Linked DNA regions of Mus musculus: region 1 is linked to region 2. Evidence: chromatin loops called from intact Hi-C (ENCODE). Cell type or tissue: heart. All regions are shown on one strand.

Region 1 (8,000 bases), 120 kb after region 2:
CCAGAACAGCCCCCCACAGCAATCCACATATCGGGAACTGCCATGGAGAGGATGGAATGGTTCGTAACCATGGATACTTCACAGTTTCCTGTGCCCAATCACATTATAATCCCTAGTGACTAGTGAGTGGCACTTAGAAAACTTTCCTATGGTATGATTGTATAAAACATGTTATGGTCACACACAAAAAATTAACCAATTATAGTTGTATTCTTGACAAATCACTTTTATTTAAAAGATGAGGTCTGGGGAAATGGCCCCACGGGTAAGACCACTAGCTTTTCTGGCAGAAAATCCAGTTTGGGTTCCCAGCACCTACTTGGCAATTCGCACAACCATCTTCAACTCTGGTTCCAGGAGATCTGATGCCCTCTTTTGGCCTTTGCAGACACTATACACATGTAGTTCATGTACAAACATGTAGGCCAGTCATGCTTGTAAAATAAAAACAAGTAAATCTTAAATATTTTTGTTGAAAGAGAGATATTTCAAAACCTAAAATTTGGGAGACAAGGCCTAAAGGCAGTAATCCTCATCTACATTTTTTTTCAAATGTGAGAAGCCTTATAAAAGTCTGAAACCGAAATCACATTGAATCACTCGTGTTAGGAGCTGTGTGTGCTGTCTTTGATGAGTGTTTTTAATGTAGCACCATGTTATCTTTGAGTGTCTGGTCATGGTTCTGGTCTTCTACAAAGGCTAAGACAGAGGGGGTGATGGCAGACAGTCAGGAAGTGGAGATGCCTTTGAAGTTGGAATTGAAACAAACCAGAATCAAAAAGAGAGAGACAGACAGACAGACAGGAGATCTGGGCCCCGGAGACCACTCAGTTAGAATTTTCCCTACCCCTCAGGCTGTTGAACTTCAGGACAAGCTCCCATCTTCTGGCTGCTTCTTCCCTTTCTTTTTTTTTTTTTTTTCTTCTTCTTCTGACTTAAGCAAATGCTTCCAGCCTCATGCAAGAGGTCTCTATTCATGGTACAGACTCGGTGCACACTGTTAAACCAGACACGTTTCATATCCTTTTAATCCTATTATGTAGTCTGAAGGCTAAAGTTATTACAAAGCTTTATTATTCCCACAGAGAGAAAAAGTCTTATCCTTGAACTTGAAGGTGTACAGGAGAGCCAGGTGAGACTATTAAGCCCCTGTAAGTGCCTCATTATCACTGCTAAGGAAATGAATGGCGTTTTGATGATTCTCTGCTGTTTTCCGGCATGAGGTCTGGGTTTCATATTTATTGACACTTTTATAGTTGACCTTCAAACTGGTTGACAGATTTCCCCAGTAGTGTTTCACAATAAGAAATAAATCATGGTGGCTGACAACAGTGGGCTGTTCATTGTTCCTACTCCATGTGGCCTTTGCTGTGATATTTATTATTCTCCACTAACATAAACCACTAAGAGCAGATTAGTGTACATTAGCCTACGAACTATGTTAGAGATACAATGTATTCAGTATTATTGGAATTAGAGAAAATGGACAAGGAACTAAAGGTGAGAAATTGGTTCTCTAAAATAACCTTAACTAAAATGCCCATGATTCTGTATTGGATGTCTAGAGATCCTGGAAAATGTGGACTAGCATTTACCAGTAAAGACTCTATATGAATTGACTTTGTTAGTTTTAAAAAGACTTGCTCGTTAATTATTTTATTTGCATCTATTTGCTTCTGAGACTTAGTGTACATCACTGGAACACAGGAACAAGCGGAGAGCAGATCCATGGAGCTGCAGTTGCAGGCAGTTGTTAGCCTGGCATGTAGGGGCGGGGAATCAATCAACCCTGAGTCTTGTTTAAGAGCAGTAAGCTCTCCCAGCCACTGAGTCATCTCTCCAGCCCTAGTGTTCTGTTTTCAAGAAAATACAGATATAGGAAACGTGCTGAACTTTCCTTTCTTTCTATCGTTTTCTTTAATAACTGGCTTCCCTAATTTCGTGTTTTTTATGCATAAGCCAGCTCTTCAGACATGGGCACGAACAAGCTGTGTGTGCCTAGGGTTTACATACTTTTGAAGCATATTTTAGGATTTGTAGAACATTGTTAGAAAAATGAGGACGAAAAATCATTTTTAAAACCACCAAAAGGTTCCTGACCTTTCGAGCCAGAGCTTTTCTGTGTGGCCGCTCATGAATTTGAGTTCTTCCCTGGGATTATGATACTTTGTTGGTGAATGTATTCCCATGAAACATAAGACAGTATAAGATGATCTGCACACCGATTGTACAGTGGGTAATGGTATTCGATTCACAAAACGGAGGCTGGTGAGGTGGCTTGATGGTCACTTGACACCAAGTGTGTCTGACCATTGATAGTGGAAAAGAACTGGCGCATTCAGGCTGGTCTCTGACCTCCCAACAGGTGCCACAGCAAAGGCATGTCATGCCACATGCATACACATACACACACACAGAGAAGACATACATAAATTAAAACATTGAAATTGATGAGTTAAAATGCTTGCTAAACACCTAAGCAGGGCCTGGAGAGATGGCTTAGTGGCTATGAGTACTGGTTGCTTTTCCAGAGGACCCCTGTTCTATTCCCAGCACCCACATGATGGCTCACAGCTGTCTGAAAATCCAGTTCCAGGGGATTCGACACCCTCTTCTGGTGTCTGCATGCCTGCACGCATATGACACATAGACGTGTATATATAGGCAAAAATACTTGTACACAGACAATCAATAAGCTTTTTGAATGCTTAACCAAAGCCCTCTGGGTGTTTTGCCAAAAAGAAGCAAAGGACTGAAGAAAGTGTCAGAATGAATATTTTTTTCCAAAATGCAAAAAAGAGTTATGAAAGAGAGACTGCAATCTCATGAATTCTAAAAGTAGCTGGAGTTATTATACATTTCCAGTATGTACTTTGACTAAAAATTTCAGCTTTCTTTATCTCCCCAATGTTAGAGATAATGTATATGAAATTGCTTTTTAAGAAAAAAGAGGAGGAAGAACTATGTGTATCTAAACAGAACTTTCCTGGTTGTAAAAATTTGAAGAGCTTGGCACACAGCACCAAGATGGAGACAACAGTAGAGTTTCCTTCCCTGGGTGCTTTTTAAAGTAGAACAAAGAGCCATCTGGACCCCTTCCCAAGCAGAGGGTATCAGTGGGCACAACTTCTGAGATGCCTGCTCATTTCACTGTGGTACAAACTGTCTAAGCTTGCAGGATTAATCCTGGTGCCCCGCAAGCTGTCTTGCATTTGGACATTTTATTTCTCTTTTCTGAAGCAAGGCAAAACCCAATCTGTGCAGTAAATGATAACTCTGGGCTTTCGTACTGTAGACTTTTTCTCCTTATTTCTTTGCTGCCTAGCCTAAGATGAGTAGCAATGCTTCACCCGAGGGAGCTGTGTTACATCCTGTTCCAAGAACAGATGAATCTTGTTCCCTGTTGTTGATACTCTCTGATTACTGTCCACTTGTGCTTCTTTAGACTGCAACATCAGGATGGATACAGAATTTCTGTACACTCGCCATCGTGGTGGTCAAGTGTGGAGCCTGAAAGCTCATGGGCTCCCTGCCCAGAATGTGTTGAAGCCTAGTGTATTACTTTTGTCAGTGCTATGATAAAGGTGGATTAAGGAGAGAAGAGGGTATTATTTGTGCTGGTTTGAATGTGCTTGGCCCAGGGCATGGCACTATTGGGAGGTGTGGTCTTGTTGGATAGGTGTGGCCTTGTTGGAGGAATTATGTCACTGTGGGGGTGGACTGTGAAGACTTCCTCTTAGCCACATGGGAGCCAGTCTGTGCCTGGCTTCCTTTGGATGAAGATGTAGAACTAGCAGCTCTTTCAACCTCACATCTGCCTTGATACTGCTATGTTCCCACCTTGATGATAACGGACTGAACCTCTGAACCTCTAAGCCTGCCCCAACTAAACGTTGTCCTTTAAAAGAGTTGCCTTGGTTATGGGGTCTGTTCATAGCAGTAAAACCCTAACTAAGACATCACTGTTCAAATGTTGAAGATATGTACAGTTCATTATGGGGAAGAAGCCTGGAGGGAACTGGAGGAAATATTTCATCTATAGTCAAGAAGCAGAAAGAAAGGAATGAGGGTGTTCCACTATCATTCTCTATTTCTTCCAGGACTGGAGGCCATCAGTGGCAATACCACACTTAGAGTGGGTCTTCCTCCCTCAGTTAACCTTATCTAGAAACACCCTCACAGACTCGTCCAAATGTCTCCTACATGAGTCTAGACCTATCAAGCTGAGAGTCAATATTAATCATCACACCTCTCCTTGGAGAATGACTCATGGGTAGGCTCTCACTAGGCTAATCAACACAAGGCAAATTTTTCACTATCGTTTTCAGTTTAGGTGAGGAAATTCAGGAGTAATGAGCTGTGTGACTATGTGCTTGGCCAGTTACCTTGGACCATAATGACTGTGTAATCTACCATCCAAACTTTGGATGGATTCTTTGGAGGATAAAATAAGGAGATGGAAGCCTCATTAATATTAGCTCCAACAACCTGCAGACATAGGCAGACAAGGGAAACCAGGAAATAAACTGTCCTTATCTGAACTTTTGCTCCAGTGAAAAAAACACAAGAAGGACCTCCGGTGGTGACAAGATTGTAGAAACAGATGGTCCTCGGTCTCACTTATTTGCATAAGGGAAGTCATGGGGGTGGGGAGCTGTAGGGATGATAGCACAAAGCATTCAGTGCTCTGCAGAGGACCCAGGTTTCATCCCCAGCACCCACATGGTGGTGAATAACCATAGGTAACTACAGTCTCAGGGAGATAAAGCACGGCCTTCTAGGGCCACATGCAGTGCACTGACATACACAAAGAAATAAAATAATTCAGAAAAATTGTAAAGAAGCTAATGGGAAAGTAAAGACCACAGCCTTCATTGCAAAGGCTCTTTATTCTGACATAATGCGTAGAATCCTTCCCTTTTAATTCAAATAATGGATGCCTTTTCTATAATTAAATTCACTTTTATTTTTATAGTTTCCATTTGCCTGAGTCTACTTGTAAAATTTTGCATAAGTCACTCTAAACACAGCAGCATAAAACGGCAACAGCCATTTGTTCTTGCTTCGATTCCTGGGGATTGACTTGGCACAGCTGAGCAGCTCTCAGCCTGTGACTGTCTAGGAAGTTATAGCGAGATGGAGCTGGCTGTTGGTGTCATCTCATGAGCTTCTGTTCCCATGTAACTGACAGAAAACTCTGCCTGCTAGCCAGGACCTCAACTGCTCTGCCAGGCAATAACATGTGTAGAAGGCCTTTGCATGCAACCTGAGCTTCCTCAGAGTGAAATCTAGGTCTCAAGAGCAAGTGTGGTATGAAAGAGGCAAGAGCAAGCTGTCCCTGCTCTTGGTTGTCACAGAGAGCTTTGTTACAATGGGGGATGACAGTCTCAAAAGGAAGGGGCATAAATACCACCTTCTGACAGGAATCGGAAGGTCACGTAGGACGAGCCTATGGTGAGATGGGAGAAATTGACATGATGCCTCTAGAAAACACGCTGTGTGCACATGAAGTCTAGGAGATACGGAAGAAAATTTAAGAATATTCTAAATGCTTTTTGCAACCTCATCATTCTTTCTAAATAATTTAGAGGAGATTTGGGTGGACTTTTAAAAATTAAACAATAAAGATTTCAAATTCAGTAGACGACTAGTGGCCACCATTCTCAATGAGGTTCATTCAATCTCAACCTGCATTTTATCCTCTATTAACCCCTGCCATTGTCTCTGAAACATCACCCTTGCCATTCATCTTCCATCCCTGCTGTCCATCTGAGACACCAGCTGAGTTTCTCTGTGTAACTCAAAGCAGCAAATTCAAGTCAAAAAATGCTTCACTCAGTTCCCACCTAGTGAAAGGTCAAATATTTCTGTATAGACAAAATGCTGAATGGACAATATCCTACCTCCCTTCAGAGATGTCAGACCAAAATATATTTTATGTTTATATCATTTCTCAGTAGTTTATATTATCTCCTAACTTTATACCAAAGAAATTACCAATATAAGAGCCATTAACATTTCCTTGTGTAGCCCAAACTCTGGATTCTTGATGCATCCAAACTCAGGAGTGCAGGGAAAGCCTAAGGGATTCAGTGAATTCGTGTCATTTTGTCTTCAAGAAAATGTAGTAGGTGACAGAGACTCCTCAATTGGTACAGCTGTCCTCACTTGGGGACAACCATAAAAATAGCACTGATAATGTACTAGTATTAGAACTAACTTTAAATTCCTTTATATGGCCTTTAATTCTGAGAATGAATCATAGGTCTCAGAAGAACTTGTGTCAGTATTCATTTGAGTGTGGAAAAGAGCATTTTAGATCGATTAGAATCGGTCCATAACAAGTGCTAACTTTAACTGTACTCGAAATCACCAGGGTTTGACTTCTTGGGAATAAGCAAGGCTAAAATTTTGATTTTCACCCCAGGTTATTTTGTACAGAATCTCCATTCCAAATTCCACACTCAAAGTCAAGTTCAAAGCTCAAGACTGCTGGGTGTCGAGGAGGGAGCTGACATCAGCGGTGAGCACAGGGCAGCAAAGAGACAAGGTTGCAGTGCATATTGTGTATTGGTGCCTGGGATCAGAGAGGCTGTAGGACAAGAAGGGGGGTTAAGAATCAGGACCTCCAGGTACCGTGAGGCTGGGCAAGAAGACTTGTATAAAGTTCCTGGTTTTGAAAATTTTATGTTAATCCAACCTTCTATATATCCTTGAAGATATATAGAAGTAGTTGGAGCCCCAGAAGCCATAGTTTCTTGCCTCTTTCATAGTCTCTGATGGAATTCTAATTGTGCAGTAATGTTATAAATTCATTCTCACTCTATACTGGCTTGGAAAGATGGTGTTTGCGAATAGGTCGTAGGACATTTTCCTGACTCATTTCATCACAGTGGGAAGATTGTCAACTGCCATAAACACCTGGTCGTGTACTCTCTTTAGTTAACCAGCTTTCGTTTAACTAAATGTTCATGAAACATATTTGGTTTTTACATTGCAGTTTTTAAATACAGCAATATACTTTTATTTCTAGAAAAAAATCATTGTTGTGCCAGTTGTTAGCAAGCAACATAGTAATAACAAAAAAGAAAGGCATGGGTTAGAAGTCTGAATCTACAGTTCCCTAGTGTCTCTCTCCAGATGGAGTATCTAACCTCTCAGAGAGCTTTTTCTCAACTGTAAGCCAAGAGAGAGCCAAGTGCCTGTTGACCATTGCTGTACCATGAACACACTTAGCATCATGTGGTTTTCATAACAAATATTTGGCTAAAATACATAAATTCATAGGAATATGAGCAGTGCTTGATTGGGCAAAGAAATTCCTTGTGAGGGGAAAGATGGAGAGAGATTTAAATGTGCAAGGGGGTTCCTTGTATAGAAGTCTACTTAATACTGGTAAGTATGCTCTGTGAGCCTTCTGATTAAGAAAATGGATTTGCAAGTTTTTGGTGGCTCTTTGCTGTTCAGCAGAGGTGGGAGAGCTGAGTGTTTGGCTCCCAAGTGTGGTGTCTTCAACTAACAGATGTATCTCCTCCCAGCCTCAAGACTCTGCCAGGCAGTGGTTTTGCTTTCTCTCCCTCTTCTCTAGGCCACTTCTCTGTGATTGGTGGAGGACTTCTGTTTCTATGTCAGTTTTTCTTGATACCCCGGCTTCTTCCATCATCTTTTAAGGAGACCTCACAGTGCCTTGAGGACGCTAGTCTTGTCGCGCATCAATGTACTCTATGGTAATAATGATAACTAATTTTTTTATTGGACTTTGAGCCCAGTGTCAGGCTTCAAAGAACCTCGCCAGTAAACATTACCCCCACTTAAAAATGTTTTTAAGTGAGAAATTGATTTTTTTTTCTTTCATTTTGCTCTTTGCAAAGCATTTTGCTAAGGGAGCTAAGCAACAACTCAAGTCTATCCGGGTTCAGAAGCAGTTCCTTTTGACGACTGGAATCATGACCTTCACTCTCGTGACCTTCACCTTCCACTGGAATGTGTTTCTTCATTTC
Region 2 (8,000 bases):
AGATGCTGAGAGAAATCAGGAGAACAGAAAATTCCCAAGAAAAGGGGGAGCGGCCAGTGCCGCAGGACCTGTGTCTCTGAGGTCCTGTGTCTATGCCACCATATGCCCCCAGGCACAGGAAACGTTAGAACTTCTTGTATACCTGACATGCTGACTTGTGAATGCAGAGAAGATGTGAGTGAGCGAGTTTACTCTCTCAAATATGCACATTTTCAAAAAATACCAGGCTGGCTCTGGATCCTGAAAAAAATAATCTTGAATATTAATTAGATTATCCCCAGTTCTCCACGTCTCTTTCTAGTTGTGATCTGTTCTTTACCTTACTGCTTCCTCTAGTTCCTCTGTTCATTGACTTCCTTTATTTGCTTTTGTTTGGTTAGGTCGTTTGTGCGTGTTTACCCTGGGAATGTAAGCAATACATTATTTCAATTGTTTTTCCCTGACCAGTAACAACCGCCACTCCAGAATACTATCTGGAGCTCTGGCTTTTTTTTCCACTAAAGTGAAAGAAATTGTCTCTTAAGACCACGGACCTAGTTTTAAACCTTACTGTGTCTGGCAAGATATTATCAACAACTACTGCCTGCCTCTGACTTCTGAATTCCGGTGGTCCAGGCTCTTCTGATGCCTTTTGCATTCAGGGTTGACACTATAATCATATTTTCTCATCCAGGTCCCAGCAGACAAGTAATGTTCAAGACCTCAGAGTGAATTAGAGGAGACGTGGAAAAGATAATTGGGTTGGTGGCGACTAAATGGCTTTTAAAGGCACCAAGGTGTTGACGGGGGAGAAGGATCCCAGTGAGTTAAGCAAGACTCAGGTCACCCAGGAAATCGCCCTTACTCATTTGCAGCTTTTCACTTTCTAATTTGATAATTTAAGAAAAGATTCTAGAGCTGGGCGTGGTGGCACATGCCTTTAATCCCAGCACTCCGGAGGCAGAGGCAGGCAGATTTCTGAGTTCGAGGCCAGCCTGGTCTACAAAGTGAGTTCCAGGACAGCCAGGGCTATACAGAGAAACCCTGTCTCGGAAAAAAGAAGAAGAAGAAGAAGGAGAAGGAGGAGGAGGAGGAGGAGGAGGAGGAGGAGGAGGAGGAGGAGGAGGAGAAGAAGAAGAAGAAGAAGAAAAAGAAGAAGAAGAAGAAGAAGAAGAAGAAGAAGAAGAAGAAGAAGAAGAAGAAGAAGAAGAAGAAGAAGAAGAAGAAGAAGAAGAAAAGATTCTAGAATGCAAATTTTAAATTGAGACATTTGACCCATTGCTAGCTGTGTCCTTGTACCTGTTGCATGGCCAGGATGAAAGTATCATTCAAAATCTCAGCTTGGGGAAAAAAAAAGTCTGATCCTGAGTTTGTGACTTTCCTATGTCTCTTAGTCAACTACTTCTTAGAAAGGGATTCTTGTTGATATAAAATCTTCACCAGCTGTTTCCATTCACTCTTATGTTGAAATCACCAACAAGATGAGAATCGAACACAGAACTGAGAAAATAAAACACATTAGTGGTTGTGTCCAGAAAACACAAATGTAATGTTGCCTTTCCCTGGTAGAAGCACAGAAATATCCTTGCAAGCCAGGAAGGGCAAATCTGAGAGCAAAGTCTCCCCTCTACCTTGTCCACTACTGCACATTTTCCTGGTGTCCTAGAGGGTGGGAACTTGATTCTCGGGTAAAATCCAACTCAATTCTATGGAGTGTGAGGATCCCCCTCACCCAGAATACTCAGAATATGATGGGGGGGGCTGTCTTTGAAATTTTAAGTTCTCTTTGAGTACTTAAAAACATAGAGTTGTTTTGTAAATAGCCAAAGATTGGAAAGTCCCACAGGACCACTGCCCAAGTTGATAGCATGTACAATAAGTAAAAACTAGTGAGTGTGTGTTTGGAGCGTGACGTGAGTCTTGTTGCACAGTGTGGGTGGTTGCCGCAGTAGATGCCATTTGTGATAGACCCCACATGCTGCTCTTCTTTCTCCCTTGAAGTCATAGCTCAGGTTTTGCTCTAACATCTATACTTTATTCACAGGACTCACCACATCTACGTTCCTTTCTCACTGCTGTGAATGCATTTATGGGAGAGTGTATAACCCGGATCTGACCAGAGAGAAACAAAAGAGGTTGGGCTAATGAGATAGATTTTACAGCTCTTCTTTTTGCTTCTGGACATTGTTGGCTCTAGACATGGCTCCTTTTTCATGCATGAGGATGTTTGGTCTGGAGTCCAATCTGGCACATACTCTAGCGGATAAGAGAGGTGTTGAACTGTTGAGACACGTGGTCTGGAAGCACACTTTTCTTGGGGGAGGCAATTTTTGGAGTGCCATGTTTTCCCTTATGAACATTGTGTTTGTTTTTAGAAAGGGTATCACTATTTAGCCCAGGTTGGCCAACAATTTGAGCTCCTTCTCTTTCAACCTCCTGAGTAGGTATGTGACCATGCGTGGGACACAGGACAAAAACCCAGGCTTGGATAATCCTAGCCAATTTGTCCTGACAAAGACTTAATTCTAAAGCCCTTTACTGTATCGCTGACTGAAAGAATGCCTCTGTTAGCATCCTTGAAATCATCCTTGAGGCTGATGCAGATGAGTCCCTCTCTTTGGTCTACAGCACCACACCCGTATCACATCCTAGATCTCATTTCCTGACACTGTTGGCCTTGCTTTCTTGGCCGCACCGTTGAGGCTCCTCTGAAGAGGTCGAATGGGCTTTGACATTCAGTGTCACAGTGTCACTCCACACACTCCCTCTCTCAGCCCGAATGTGCTTCTGTCAAATCCTGGTTTGGCTGTCATCTCATCTGTCACTATCCTCCCTACTATTTGCTTTGACTTACATTATTTTATATCTTCATTTAAAAAGAATTGTCCCTACCCATCCTGGCTAATTGTCCATATGAGCTTTGCTTTGTCATAACAAGGTCCTTAAAACTGTAGGGACTGACACACTTGAACCTTGAACAAAAGCTGACAGTCGTGGCAATGGCAGGACCTGTGATGTGTGCCAAATGCTTCTTTCCAGAGACTTCCAGTTCAGCAATGTCATGAAAGACAAGTCCAAGTGTTTGACTTCATTAGGATTTCATTGATAAATCTTCTGCTATGTTGATCGTTGTCCTAGTTAGGGTTACCACCTGCCTACCTACCATCTATCTATTGTGTATCACTCATATTGGTCTGACTGTCTATCTCAGAAACCATGTGTTGATATTAATATCTCTACTTCCAATATAATATAAGACAGTTGCTTCTAACTGTGTTTTCACATTGTCTTAGTCTATTGCTGTGATGAAACACCATGACCAAAGCAACTTGGGGTGGAAAGGGTTTACTAGGCTTAAACTTCCATATCAGTGTTCATCACTGAAGGAAGTCAGAGCCGACGCAGAGGCCGTGAAGGATGCTGCTTATTAGCCTGGTTCCATGGCTTGCTCAGCCTGCTTTCTTATAGAATGCAAGACCACCAGCCAAGAAATGGCACCACCCACAATCAGCTGGGCCCTTCTCCCAAAAATGCCCTACAGACTTGCCTACAGCCCAATCTTATGGAAACATTTTCTGAATTGAGGCTCTCTCCTCCATGCTATCTCTTACTTGTGTCAAGTTGACATAAAGCTATCCAATACAATAGTACAGGTATGTATAGACCTCAAATAGTCTTTTCCATTATGACATCTTAGTCAGGGTTTCTATTTCTGCACAAACATCATGACGAAGAAGCAAGTTGGGGAGGAAAGGGTTTATTCGGCTTACACTTCCACACTGCTGTTCATCACCAAAGGAAGTCAGGACTGGAACTCAAGCAGGTCAGGAAGCAGGAGCTGATGCAGAGGCCATGGAGGGATGTTCCTTACTGGCTTGCCTCCCCTGGCATGCTCAATTTGTTCTCTTATAGAACCCAAGACTACAAGCTCAGGGATGGCACCACCTACAATGGGCCCTCCCACCTTTGTCACCAACTGAAAAAATGCCCCACAGCTGGACCTCATGGAGGCACTTCCCCAACTGAAGCTCCTTTCTCTGTGATAACTCCAGCCTGTGTCAAGTTGACACACAAAACCGGCCAGTACAACATCTGAACACAATCTAATAATAACAAAACCTGTTGATCTCAGCAGCTGCTGCATTCAAAGTATTTTTGATACTTCAGATTATCAATGTGGACATTTCTGGGTAGTCCTTATTGGACACCACTGGTGAATTACTTAGTTCTTCCCGGTAACACGGCGGAGCATTGTGAGTCTCGATGGCTGTGGGATGGTCGCTCGAGCAAACACCCAGGGCAGGAAGAATAGGGATTGTCCTTGATGTAATGCCCCTTGACATTTGGAAATGTGGGTTGCGTGAGCGGCTGCTACACAAGCAAATCTGGTACATTCCATCTCTGTGCTGAGCATAGGTCTGGCCTGAAAACTGATGCCCAAACCATATGTCTGGGAAAGCAAGCATTCCTCACATTCATCAAAAGCTCATCCTGGCAATCGAAGCTAGTAGGGCTGGACACATATGTGTCTGCATGGTCTATAGTGAGGAAACCACACTGGATATATATAGAAAGCATTGAAATGTTGGATATATTTATAGAAATGTCTGTGGAACATGCAGTTATTTTTAACAAGAAAGGCTTGAAGTCGTTCAGTGCACATGCATAATTGTACTACAAGTAAAGCGATGGATCCTAACACGATCCACATTTGCAGATACCATCCAGTCACTTCGGAGTCAAGTGCATACTGGGCATGGGAGAGGCAAGGGATTTCACAGAAACGATCTGATAAGCCTGGACCATGATCTGAGGAAACACGCAGGCCTGGTTGGTGTTGGCAGAGAGAGCAGATGTGCTCTAAAGGCTATTCCGTGCTCAGCTGCATGCAGACGACAACCTTGTTGAATTGAATTCTTCTCTTCTTTGTAGATTGTACCTACAGATGAGACTGAATTTTTTTTAATGGTTTTAGAAAACTTTCCACTGATAGGGGAACAGGAAATGAGCTAACCAGCTGCTTGCACACTGCTCTGTTGCAAACCTTGCTTGTGAAGACAAGTGACATCAGCAGGAGACCTGACCTCTGAGGGAGAAGTTCCAGAAGTGGACCACACTGTTCCCTGGGGTGGGGTTCTGGATAAGTCGGCTAAGCACAGTCGCTTCCCATTCTCTGCTTTTTGCCGATGAGGTGTGACAAGCTGCTGTAAATTCCTATTGCCACTCCTGCCTCACCGTGATGAACAAGGAGCTGAAATGAACCTGCCCTGCCTTTTATTGCAGGAGCAGAGGAACACTGAGCATAGGAGTTCCCATGGCTCCTGTTTATAAACAGTCCTCTAACTCAGTGTCAGACATGGAACCCACAGACACTCTTCCATATTACCCAAACATGAGAGGCAGAAAGTGAGAAGAACCCAGAGGGCAGACGATCGCTATGGACACAAGATTTGCATCTTTTTAAAGACTGTAAACTTTGAATCGGGCCCAAAGCCCAGAAAGGATGTGAGAATACAGGGAAGGAATGCCAAAGTGGACGGTGATGGTAGAGTTGAGATGCTATAGAGAAGTTTCAAACTTGAAGCTGCTGGTAGAAGCAGGGTTTGGGGTCTCAAATACAAGACTGTGATCACACCTGCTTGTTCATTTAAATATTTTTATTTACTTATTTATGTATATGTATATGAGTGTATGTGTGTGTGACCATGTGTGTTCGTGTGTGTGTGTGTGTGTGTGTGTGTGCATGTGCGTGTGCGCAAGTGTGTGCATGCATGCACGCACGTGTGGTGGGTGCTAATAGAGTCCAGAAGAGGGTGTTGGATCCCATATGGTAGGAGGTACATGGGGTTCTACACTCCCTAGTGTGGGTTCTTGGAAACAAACCCCAGTTCTCTGAAAGAATAAGAAGTGCTCTTAATGTCTGAGCCATCTCCAGCCCCACAACATCTGTTTGTTCCTCTGGCCTCCCAGAACCTGAAACAGAGCTTGGAATATAGTAGATACTTGCCAAATTCAGAATTCAGCACCAAAACACAGGCAGAATTGAAGAGGGATCTCAAAATGCCAAAATACTGGCCTGAAGCTGAGGGGCAGATGAGATTTCAGTGTTTACTGTATTTGTGTTTGCACAGCCTAAACAGTGACACAGAAACAGAGACATCACAGCTGTCCCCATGGATGACAAGTTCAGAAGCCTGAAAGCAGAAAGCTTCCCTTAAACCTGACAGAATACTGAAGCCTCAGAGACATTGTCAGCCTGGAATCTGAATGGGAGAATGCAGAGAGTCACAGTTGGGTGTGCCTATGGGGGACAGAAAGTCGGAGGAGCTGTCCTTGTTGAGAAATGTATGTGACCATTTTATCAATCAGAGAAGGTGATTGACAAGCCCATTTCCCCCAGGTTTTCCCTCTGGAATTGTAATCAGGGTCTCAGGGCAAACAGTTGAGGAAAATCTTGTGTTTCTAGTAGGTCAGGAGAAAATTACCGGTTTTGAAGTATGACAGGACATTCGCCATAATCAAGCTTTTATAAAGCAGGAAACAGCTTACCCTAGGCTCTACCTGATGCTACTCCAGCCTTGTCTGGCATCCCTGTCTGGTCTATGGTAGAGATGAGATAAGAAAAGCTACTGAAAATTAACTCTATCAAGCCACCCAAAGACTGGGCTTGATCACATGGCTGCAACCCAGAGTACCTCTCCCATAGACTCATACCACAGTGATGGGGGTTCCTCAGAGAAACCTCACTAAACACCAGTAGATTGTAGCTGAAAGATCAACAAGATGCCGTCACCATGTAAGAAAGAATTGATATCAAAACCCAAAGACAACAGGGATGAGAAAACAAAAATAAGAAAAGAGAAAGGAAAAGTGTGTTAGGTTTAGTACAGCTATGGCAAGACATGAAATGTCTCAAGGCTAGCCAGATTGACCCCACAGGGTACAGCTGTTTACCTTCACTCTGCCTGCATTAAAATCAAATTGACCATGATAGACACGTATAAGGCATGCCAGCAGACAAGGACCAACACCTGACATCAGCTGGAGAGTCATATAGAGCACAACTTTTGAAAACACCACACAAGGGCTATAAAATAACTCTGGTCAACCTGTAATAGCTCAAATGGAAAAAGCATGTAAAAATTACTTCCCATGTAGAGATGGAAACTTTGAAAGAGAACAAAAGGGAAAAGCTAGAGATGAAAACCAACATAACTGAAATGGAGAATGAATTTGCAGGCTTCCTGGCCAACTGGATCATCATTGGAGACAGGGAGTTTGGACATATGCTACTAGAAGTTTCCCAAAGTTAACTGCAAAGAAAAATAAATAAATACCCATACCCCCTGAGTATACACGTAGCAAGGATCTTATAAAAAAAAAGAAAGAAAGAAATGCGTATATATATTATAAATGCATATATATTACTTTATAACTTTCTGTAGACTTTATGTGTACATAATGTATAGTAGAGTACTCTCCAGAAATCAAATTTGTAAAACTTTTATATACATGGACGTAAATACTTCTCAAAACAACTACATAGGGTAAATACAACTGTCCTTATTTTATAGCTATTCAGTTTCCTAAGATACTTCAAGGAATGAGGAAGCAGGAAATAGATGAGCAGGAGCTAAAATCACAAATCCATAAGTAAGAGAAGTCAGGGAATTTACACATTACAAAACTCGAGTTCTGGCAGATTGTAAAGGCTGGGATTATCATCCCAGCTTCTTCAGTGATCCATCTGTGACCTGGAGGACACAAAATGGAGACTTGGCTGAGCCACTGGGTCACAGACATAATTATGCAAAGCACTGAAGGAGCCAAAGGATCTTGGCCACTTGAAGGTGATACATCTTATGTTTTGAGCCCTAGTAGGGAAGGGCACAGAGCAGAGACAAGAGCCAGTCTGTCAGAGACAATCTGAGTCCTCAGATGCAAGGCCAAGGACCAAGAACCATTCCTCTACACACCTGCCACGACCATCTATCAGTATGGATGGGAACTCATTGTATTCT

Evidence for each region. Peaks named below come from ENCODE experiments on the same cell type or tissue, not always from the same donor. Only the 100,000 strongest peaks of a DNase experiment are listed, where the experiment ranks them.
Region 1: it touches region 2 in a loop (2.3-fold over the local background); 4 of 42 quality-filtered maps call a loop at or near these places.

The regions. Positions count from the first base shown.
Region 1 is chr1:189,043,652-189,051,651 of GRCm38, reverse strand. No RefSeq gene overlaps it. Among named protein-coding and RNA genes, the nearest start is that of Gm36561, 13 kb to the right of the region's middle. In heart, no CTCF peak of the experiment used is centred here; no DNase peak of the experiment used is centred here.
Region 2 is chr1:189,162,380-189,170,379 of GRCm38, reverse strand. No RefSeq gene overlaps it. Among named protein-coding and RNA genes, the nearest start is that of Gm36561, 130 kb to the right of the region's middle. In heart, no CTCF peak of the experiment used is centred here; DNase peaks (open chromatin) are centred at 4,999 and 5,939.